Linked DNA regions of Homo sapiens: region 1 is linked to region 2. A link is a contact called in ENCODE Hi-C or POLR2A ChIA-PET data. All regions are on one chromosome and are shown on one strand. Each heading gives the region's core, a stretch centred on a gene start or an enhancer-like site at or near the end of the contact. The rest is flanking DNA. Distances are from core to core; before and after follow the strand shown. Region 1 has its middle 15 kb from the start of PRF1. Region 2 has its middle 23 kb from the start of SAR1A.

What was found. Hi-C counts contacts between places; a loop is a spot of excess contacts on that map. ChIA-PET counts read pairs that join two places held with the same protein, here RNA polymerase II (POLR2A).
Region 1: a loop to region 2 is called in a map of lower leg skin, with 12 times the contacts of the local background. The contact joins two enhancer-like sites. A Hi-C loop is called at or near these places in 1 of 168 maps with a recorded cell type or tissue (lower leg skin). POLR2A ChIA-PET finds 5 or more read pairs at or near these places in 2 of 52 experiments (CD8-positive, alpha-beta memory T cell and HepG2).

The regions. Positions count from the first base shown.
Region 1 is chr10:70,615,303-70,620,442 of GRCh38, reverse strand. No RefSeq gene overlaps it. Among named protein-coding and RNA genes, the nearest start is that of PRF1, 15 kb to the right of the region's middle. Within about 2 kb of position 3,487, at least 3 of the 41 ENCODE cell types and tissues checked have a DNase peak (open chromatin) inside an H3K27ac peak, as active enhancers do.
Region 2 is chr10:70,190,435-70,195,926 of GRCh38, reverse strand. No RefSeq gene overlaps it. Among named protein-coding and RNA genes, the nearest start is that of SAR1A, 23 kb to the right of the region's middle. Within about 2 kb of position 1,291, at least 2 of the 41 ENCODE cell types and tissues checked have a DNase peak (open chromatin) inside an H3K27ac peak, as active enhancers do.

The DNA.
Region 1 (5,140 bases), core at 2,238-4,737, 420 kb before region 2:
CTTGCAACTCTTGTTCCCTAAAATGTATAAAACCAAACTGTAGCCCAACCACCTTGGGCACACTTTCTTAGGACCTCTTGAGAACGTATCCTGGGCCATGGTCACTCATATTGGCTCTGAATAAGCCTCTTTAAATATTTTACAAAGTTTAGCCTTTTCATCAACACTTTGGTGTATGGGTACAGTGTCCTATATATGTCAGTTGGGTCAAGCTTATCATTGCATTGTTCAATTTTTTTGTATCTTTACTGATTTTATTGTCCACCTGTTTTATCAGTTAAAAAGAGAGGTATGTTAACATATTTCACTACAGTATGTATTTATTCTGTTTCATTACTTCAGTTTTCTTCTTTAAGGTCTCTTTTATACATGGGTTGGATCTTCTCTATCTTCCATATCTATCACCTTTATATCTTTTTTTAAACCAGTCTCCACTTTTGATTTTTTTAATTTCCTCTGTTTCATCTTCTATTTCTCTTATGACATTATTTATGTTATTTATTCATTCTAGCTTCTTTTTATTTCTAAAATGGTTAGAGGTTTTTTTTAGAAAAGAAAAATGGTTTTTTCCTAACTAAATTCTGTGTGAGCTCTTTTCAAATTTTCCTTGTATCCAATTATCTCATCTCTTAATTTTTATAATCCTGACTTATGCTTTAGTTTCCTAAATTCTGTCATTTTAAAAACTCTTCTACTTCATTTAAAAATATCAAATGAAAAATTTTATGTATTTTGTAGGGCATGTCTTTCCAGAGATCATTGCCTGATGATCTGTTACTATGCTAATCAACTTTTTTCTTTAAAAACAAAACAAAACAAAACAAAACAAAAACTGAATGGGACTGGATTTCTCCTCTGCAATCCTTTTGCATTACGTATGTTTAAGTGAGATAGTTTTTCGGGCAGTCCTCAATGGGGAGAATGGGAAAAGATTTCTTGGCCTAGATTCGTGACTCTAGGGCTCCCTCTTCTGTTGTACTGAAAAATGTCTTTAAAATGGGTTGAAGATTCTGGGAATGACTTCCTCTGTCGCCTTCCTCCAGTTTTGTCTGGACCTTATCTGTACATGGCTCCCTGTCTTGCTCAGTTTAGAGTCTAGTCCCAGCCATTTTGCCTCTGTGTGAGACTTTGTCCTAGAAGGATATTTAGCTGGCAAGTTTCAAGATTTTATGAGGCGATTTCATGGGTTGTTGGGAGGATTAATTTACATGATAATTATAAATTCACAAGGTGTCTGGCAGAGAGTGCATGTTAAACATGGGATGCTTACAGTTATAATGATTAATACCCACTCATTTATCCCTACATCCTAGTCCAACCCAGAAACACATGCTGTTTCCTTCATGTGAGTCGCTCTTTTTTGTCTCCATGCTTTTGCCCCTGTTGTTCTCCTCCCTGAAAACCTCTGCACAGTCTTTGCTACCTGCCAGTCCTTCGCATGCATCTTGTTCTGGTAACATAGAGACCCAAACCCACTGCTCCCCTCCGAACCACGGTAGCTCTTCATTGCTAAGCCACACATCTCAAACCACCTTTAAGGTTTTATGCCAATGACTTCAGTTTTATTTTGATCTTTTACTCTGCGTCAAGCTCTTTAAACACATTATTACCTCATTTCATCTTCAAAGCAGTGCTCTGAGTTAGAGGCATAGATGGATGGGTACCTTTGTTGGTCTTATTTTACAGATGAAGACACTGCAGCTTAAAGAGATAAATACTCGGATACAAGGTTAATTGTTGTTAGTAGAAAGCAGTAGAGCCAGAATTTTGACCAGGCACTCTGGCTCCCAGAACTATAAGTTCAGTTATGATGCCAAAATGTATATTTGGATGGTAGGCTCCTTTAAGGATGGAACTCTATTTTATGTGTCTTTGTAGCCCTCTCTATGATTACTAGCACCTGGTGCATAGTATGTGTTCATTAAAGACTCCATCAATGCGTGGCATGGTGGATGAATGTACACATCCACCAGTGCTAGTCAAATGCGTGGGGCTGTGGGGCTTTCGGAAGAAACTTTGCTAGCTAAAGGCAGATGAAAAAGTCTCAGACACTGTTCAGTTTCTTCCAAGAAGTCATTAGTCAGACTCTTACTCAGAACTTCTTTTCTTTTTTTCCATTCAGGTTTGCGCTCAGTGAGACATTTATGTTTTCACAAGCCCTTGGCCACTAGCAATCCATCAAAAAACCCCAGCCATGGCTCAGCATGGCTGGCTGGCCAGACCAAATGGTAGGCAGACTGTCAAAACATTCACAAAACCCACACCAAATTTTTAAACTGTATAATCTAAGGGCATTGCTCTCACAGAGAAGTAACAGACCCACTGTTCTTTAATAGAAATATCAGAAAACTGGGAGCTCAGGGATGAGTTAGAAATCCAGTTTTTCCAGACATTGGAATTTCACTTGAACGTGGATTTGCTAGACAGCTGTATGAGCTGCGCTCCTGCGAGAGCACTGGCCTCAAGCCAGAAAACCTAGGTCTGCTCCCTGCTCTGCCACTTGTTGGTTGTATAACATTGGGCAAGTACTTCTTGCTGGGTCTCAGTTTTTTTAATTAAAAAAAAAATAGGGATAACAATATTTTGCATATGTCACAACATTGTTAGGTGCAGATGAAATAACACACACAAAATTCTTTGTAAACTGTAAAGTCTGTGTCAGACAAAATCAAGAGTGGGGGTCATGGAGCCAAATGAGACGACTGGGGCTGCCATTTCTAAACAGCTACCATGGGTCTCCTGAAGCAAATGAGGGGCAAGAAGTCAATCTGGTAAAAGGGAAGAATGAAGAAGAGAAAGAAAGGGAGGTAAAAGCCTACAAAATCTGAACAGGAGATACAGAAAGGACAGGAGAGAAGGGGACCCTGATGTCTTTCCAGTTCCTCTAAGTATAGGTTCATTTGGGGAGATTCCTACGGTAATCCTTATAGCAATCCTCAGTGTTACCATTGATTTAAAACAAAACAAATGCAGGTCTCTTCATCTGTTCAGTCTGCTATAACAGAAGTACCACAGACTGGGTGACTTCAAAGAACAGAAATTGATGTCTCCCAGTTCTGGAGGCCAGAAGTCTGAGATTAGGGTGCCAGCTTGCTGGGCTCTGGCAAGGGCCCTCCTCTGAGCTGCAGACGGCTGTCTCCTCATTTCATTCCAGTCCTCTGGAGCCTCTCTAATAAGGGCACTGACACCATTCATAAGGGATTATGACCTGATTACCACCCTCATAGCCTATTACTTCCCAAAGGCTCCACCTCCTAGTACCATCACATTGGTGGTTGGGATTTGAACAAATGAATTTTGGGAGAAACATAAACATTCAGTCATTACAGCGGGAGATTCTACTTCTACTACTCATTTCCACAACATGCACATTCGCATTCTAGGTTCTTGTTTGGTTAGCTGATAGAGTTGATGTGGCGGGGTAGACCTCAAATCAAAGGTGTTAGAAATGCTCTCTTTGTGCTCCCTAAATTGGGTCAATCTCATATGAAAATGTTGTCGGTATGAATTTGTAACCACCATAGGCTTGTTCATAGCCCTCACCACCATGGGCTTAGATCTCTGTGCTAGGAGCTGGGCATGGTGGCTCATGCCTATAATCCCAGCTACTCAGGAGACTGAGATGGGAGGATCCCTTGAGCCCAGGAGTTTGAGACCAGCCTGGGTGATATAATGAGACTCCCTCTCTACAACAACAATGAAAAAGATCTCTATGTTAAAACAGGAAAAAACAAGCAAACAAAACAAACAAACAAAAAAACTCCTTCATCTGAATTAACTAGTGGTTGCTATACCTACCAGAGTCCTTTGAGTCTTTTAAAGTAAAACAGAAAGAACAGAATAATCTAGCACATAGTAGGCAATCAATAAATATTCACTGACTGAAAGAATAAAGAACAAATATTACAGAGTAGCTATCCTTAAAAGCTTTCTATGAGAAAACCCACTTCTGTTACCTAGAAAGACAGAATTAAATACATATATCAAAAAGCATAAACAAAATTGGAAAAAAGTAAGGGAAATTCTAAGCAGCCAAAAATAATAAAGAAGCAAAAACTAGAGGGTAAAGCAGGCCAACAGCCAGGGATACCCTGAGGACACAGGCCTGGCCAGGGAAGCCAGAACCTCAGGCTACGGTGACCACACGAGCAACAGGAAATAAGGCTGGGCAGGGTTGCAGAGTAGGGGAATTGAAGCTGAGACCACTCCACGTAAAAAACTAAATAAATACTCAAAGGGCTAATAATGTCAATCAAAGGATAGGCTGTTAAAAGGATCTATTTACTGGGATAGGGAGTCCAGAAAAAAACTCATTTTTCTCAGTCTTAAATCTGAGTGGAAGGACGGTCTCTCCTTAAACATCAGAACCACAGGTCTACCTTCCCATATGCCACTTGCGTGAGTCAGAACATGCCAAGCCAAAAAATAAGCATAAATAGGTCTGAGTCGGTAAAAACGGGAAGTGTCTCATAAAAGCACATGCAAACCCACTTTGGAGGAATGTTCTCAATCCTAAACTTTGCAGGATTCCCACAGGTGAAGGGCAGCCAAGAATGAGCTCACAATCTAACATTGCAAGCAAAACCCTCAAGGAAACAATCCACCAACCAGGAAGATTCAGCTGTATAACAAGATAAAGAATGAGCTGCACCAAAGATTTTATGTGTTGGCATAACTAGATATAAAACCCAAAATGAATACGTTGACATGTTTAAAATTTGTTTCAATAACTAGAAGACATAGTCATGAAATTTTGAAAAAGAATGAAACAGAGTTTACACATAAATCATTAAAAGCAAAAATTAACTAAACAAAAAAATGTCATAGGTAAGACTGAGGGAAATGAGGCCACTTATGCTTTGCTGGTAAGAGTGAAAACTGGTGCTGTCCTTATGGGGGCTATTTATAGCAAATTTATTACAAAATTAAAAATGTGTAAGGTTCTGTTCCAGCAATTCAATTCCTGGGAATTTATTCTACAGATATCCTCCACATGTCCAAAAGGAGGCGTGTACAAGGTTATTTACTGCAACATTGTTCATTAGAGCAAAAGACTATAAATAACCCAAATGGCCATCATTAAAAGGCTGGCCCAATAACTTACGGTTCATCCATATAACAAAATACTATGCAACATTTT
Region 2 (5,492 bases), core at 42-2,541:
ACCTTATCTATTTTATTATATTTTATTTTTAAAATTTTATTTATTTATTTATTTTTTGAGACAGCGTCTTACTCTGTGGCCCAGGCTGGTGTGCAGTGGTGCAAGCTCGGCTCACTGCAACCTCCGCCTCCCGGATTCAAGCGATTCTCCTGTCTCAGCCTCCCAAGTAGCTGGGATTACAGGCACCCACCACCATGCCCTGCTAATTTTTTAATTTTTAGTAGATACGGGGTTTCATCATATTGGCCAGGCTGGTCTTGAACTCCTGGGCTCAGGTGATCCACCCACCTCGGCCTCCCAAAGTGCTGGGATTACAGGTGTGAGCTTATCTTAACTAATTACATCTGCAATGACACTGTTTCCAAACAAGGGTCACATTCTTATTCCTTTTATAAGTGCTTCTATTTTTAAACAATGCCTCAGTCATTGTAATGTGTAGTATATAAGTGATTTATTTTTGTTGGAGTAAGAAATTTGTTTTCCAAACCAAACATTGTATGTTCTCACTCGTAAGTGGGAGCTAAGCTATGAGGATGCAAAAGCATAAGAATGACACAACAGGCTTTGGGAACTCAGGGAGTAAAGAGTGGGAGGGGGTTGAGGGATAAAAGACAACAAATTGGGTGCAGTGTACACTGCTCGGGCAATGGGTGCACCAAAATCTCACAAATCACCACTTAAGAACTTATTCATGTAACCAAACACCACCTTTTCCCCAATAACCTATGGAAATAAAGATTTTTTTAAAAAATTTCATAATACAATTGCAAGTATTAATAGCAGAATAGACCAAGCTGAGGAAAGAATCTCAGAGCCTGAAGACTGGTTCTCCAAATTCACTCAGTCAGACAAAAATGAAAAAAATAAAAACGAATGAACAGCGGGGCACGGTGGCTCACACCTGTAATCCCAGCACTTTGGGAGGCTGAGGTGGGCAGATCACGAGGTCAAGAGATCAAGACCATCCTGGCCAACATGGTGAAACCCCATCTCTACTAAAAATACAAAAATTAGCTGGATGTGGTGGTGTGCGCCTGTAGTCCCAGCTACTCAGGAGGCTGAAGCAGGAGAATTGCTTGAACCCGGGAGGCGGAGGTTGCAGTGAGCCGAGATCACACCACTGCACTCCAGCCTGGGCAACAGAGCGAGACTCCATCTCAAAAAAAAAAAAAAAAAAAAAAAAAAAGGAATGAACACAACCTCTGAGAAATATGAGATTTTGTAAAGAGACCAAATCTATGACTCATTGGCATCCCTGAAAGAGAGGGTGAGAAAGGAAGCAACTTGGAAAACATTTGAGGATATCGTCTACAAAAATTTCCCCAACCTCCCTAGAGAGGCCAACATTCAAACTCAGGAAATGCAAAGAATCCTTGTGAGATACTATACAAGACCATCCCCAAAACACATAGTCCTCAGATTCTCCAAGTTCTCAGATTCTCCAAGGTTGACATGAAAGAAAAAATATTAAAGGCAGCTAGAGAGAAGGGGAAGGTTGCCTACAAAGGGAACCTCAACAGGCTAACTGAACTTTTCAGCAGAAACCCTACAAGGCAGAAGAGATTGGGGACCTATATTCAGCATCCTTAAAGACAAGAAATTCGTTTTCCAAAAGAGGGTCATAGGCTGGGTGCGGTGGTTCATGCCTGTCATCCCAGCACTTTGGGAGGCTGAGACGGGCAGATCACCTGAGGTCAGGAGTTCGAGACCACCCTGACCAACATGGTGAAACCCTGTTTCTACTAAAAATACAAAAAGATTAGCCGGGCATGTGGCTGGCGCCCGTAATCCCAGCTACTCGGGAGACTGAGGCAAGAGAATCGCTTGCACCTGGGAGGTGGAGTTTGCAGTGAGCTGAGATATCGCCATTGCACTCCAGCCTGGGTGACAACAGCGAGACTCCGTTTCAAAAAAAAAAAAAAGAGGGTCACAAACACCTCACATTCTGAGGTGCTGGGGATTAGGACTTCAATATGAATTTTTGTGGGACACAACACGTAACTCTCAAAGAGAAGCTTTGGGTGTTTGGAAAGTTCTCTTTTTCATCATCCATGCTAGATAAAAGTCATCTGGGTACTAAAGCCAAAAGAAATCTTAATTCCTGGAACAGCCCTCTTAGGAACACTTCTTGAGATTTGAGTTTGCCAGGCACTGTTTTAGACACTGGGGATATAGTGTTGAGCAAGACAGATGAGGTCACCCTGACAGTAGGATGGGCTTGGTTATGCACAGCAATCCCCCCAAATCTCAATGGCTTAAGGAAACAAAAGTTGATTCCTCACTCACATAAAGTAGGCTCTGCTTGTGGGCAGCTGTTCCCCTATGATAGCTTAGCATCACGCCTCCGTGTTAACACGTGCTTTCTCATGTCGATCAGCCTCTCGGAGGAAGAAAGTGGTGGAGCCTTGCACTGGTGATTAGGTGCTTCTGCCCAGAAGTGACGCACATCACAGACATTTCACTGGCTAGAGCAAGCCGAATGACCATGCCTGACCTCAAGGTGGTAAGGAAGTCCAGTCTTACCATGGAGTAAAGGAAATAACTGTGAGAGTGCCAGGTATTTTGACACACCTCATTTAACACAGAGAGAAATAAGCTCTTCTTATTTATTTATTAGTTAGGGTTTTGCTCTGTTGCCCAGGCTGGAGTGCAGTGGTATAATCATAGCTCATTGCAGCCTTGAACTCCTGGGCTCAAGCGATCCTCCCACCTCAGCCTCCTGAATAGCTAGGACTACAGGCATGTGCCACCATGCCTGGCTAAATTTTAAATTGTTTTGTAGAGATGGGGTCTTACTATATTGCCCAGGCTGGTCTCAAACCTCAGACTCCTGGACTCAAGTGATCTTCCCAGCTCAGCCTCTCGAAGTGCTGGGTTTACAGGGTTTACAGATGTGAGCTACCACACCCAGCCTCTTTTTTTTTTTTTTTATAAGAAAAAGATGCAGAGAACCTAAGTAATTTAGCCAAAGTCACTTAAATTTATCCAAAGTCAGTAAGTGGCTGAAGCAGGACTTAGACCCAGGTCATCTGACCTTGAGACCAGGGATTTTCCTACTAGCTTTATGTTATTTGTCTGCTTTCACAATCATTATTAGTGGGTACTTAACATGTCTGGGCTTTAGTTTTCCCATCTGCGTCACAGGATTGGCAGGAACATATGTGAAGGAGCTTGCCCACTGTCCATGTCATAGTGGGCGTTCGGTGAAGCCTGGTTGTTTATAGTTGTGATCTCAGCAACTCTTAGTGTGATCAATGCATTTTTTTTTCCCAGGTAAGGAAACTTGATGCCTTGGCCTGGTTATTTAAAGGGTCTGAATGAGAACCCAAATCACTCACCACTGAGCCCAGGCCTACACGTGCTACTGCTCTGATGGCAATTATTTTCAATCTGATAAGCATATTTGCTCTACAAGGGCCTAACTTGTGCTTTTGCACATGACGTTCTTTACATTTAGAAAAAGCTGCTCCTACTGCTTCCTGGGAGTCTCAAGGCAGAAAGGAATTTACTTTTGCATTAATAAGAATGTTGTGCAAATTGCCATGGTGGAAAAGTTTTTATGAGTTATAAATTTGAATCAATTGCTATATAGTTCATTGCTACCTCTGTCGATCTTTGAGATCTTTCCCTGATTATTACAAAACCTTTAAATTAAGGAAATACTTGCCAGGAATAAGGTTAAGCAATGAGAATCACAAGGTTATGTGGCAATCTGAACTTGAAGTCTGAGAGCAATTTGGCAATATCTATCAAAAATTTAAATTCATACTTAATCTTTGACTCAGCAATTCTAGGAATTCATTCTGCAGAACAGTCAACCAAACACATAGTATACAGCAGCTTTGTTTGCAATAGCAAAATCTGGAAAAGTACTTAACTGCCCCACAGAGGAATGGCTGAATCTGTTACTCATACCCACAGCACTTAAAGAGTGAAATCACTGCATGGACTGATATGGAAAAGATGTTCAAAATATATAAGTGAGGAGAGAAAATTGTAGTACTCTATAGTGGTAAACTATGACTTGTGGGCCAAATCCAGCCTGCTGCCTGTTTTGTAAATAAAATTTTATTGGAACATAGCCAACATCTTTTCATTTGCAAATTGTCTGTGGCTGCCTTCCGTCTACAGTGGAGTGTTCAGTAGTTAGGACAGTGACCATATGGCCCCAAAAGCCAAAAGTATTTACTGTTTGTCTGTTTACAGAAAACATTTTCCAATCCCTGCTCTATCATATGATCCTATTTGTGTTTTTTACAAAGGGAGCATTTGGAGGAAAGACGTATATCAATAGATATGCTTCTATAAGCATAGACAATGAAAATCCAAATCCAAACCACAGTTAAGAAATCTAAAACCACAGTAACAATGATTACCTCTGGGGAGTGGAACTGTGGAGTAAGCAAGGAATAGATAAGGTCAGAGAGTTTCCTTCTTCTTTAAAAGCTTCTGTACTCTTGGAATTATTTTTCTAAAAGCATATGCAGTATGCCTTATTTTATTAAAAAAAAAAATCAATGAAGTAGGAGGAGAACACTGATGAATGGTGTTCAGCACACCCAGTGATATAAATGCTGCCAGCTCTCTAAGGCAGACTTTCTCCAAGTGGTCCCTGAACTACCAGAGCTATCTGTTTAAAAAAAAAAAAAAAGCCGAATGAATCAGAATTGGGAGGTGCTGGGCCCTAAAATCCACTTTTTTTTTTAGACAATCTCACTCTGTCGCCCAGGCTGGAGTGCAATGGCATGATATCAGCTCACTGCAACCTCCACCTCCCAGGTTCAAGTGATTCTCCCACCTCAGGCTCCCAAGTAGCTGAGCCTACATGCGCACGCCACCACGCCTGGCTAATTTTTTGTATTTTTAGTAGAGATGGGGTTTCACCATGTTGGCCAGGCTGGTCTTAAACTACTGACCTTAAGTGATCCTCCCGCCTCAGGCTCCCAAAGTTCTGGGATTACAGGCATGAGCCACTGCACCCAGCCTAAAATCCACTTTTCAACCAGGACTCTGATGTTTGAAACCGCTGCTCTTGTAATAAATGCCAGAGATCAGCAAAAGATTTCTCAGTGGGGTTTAATATAATCAGTGTGAGATCATCCAGCAAACATCTACTCACAGCAAAAGCAACAACAATAATAGCTCCCAATTATGAGCACTTCCTAAATGCAGGCCCTGTGCTATAGGCTTTACCCACTTGGACCTGTCGAATTCACTTAGCAACCCTGAGCTGAGTGTTACTATGATGAACTTGGCTCCGGGAAGGTTGCGTGGTGACCCGAGGTCTCTGAGCTCCTTATTTGGGTCTGTCACAAGGCTAGGGGCTGGAAATGCAGATCCTAGCCCCATGGCACTTGCACAGAGATGAGTTAGTCTTCTTCTTCTTTGTGTTGTTCACCCAGCAAGCCATGTGATGCTGGTTTAATAGCTGGATCACCTTCAGCACATGAGTTCCACACCTGCAAAAGAAGAGGTTGACCCAAGTACTCTGG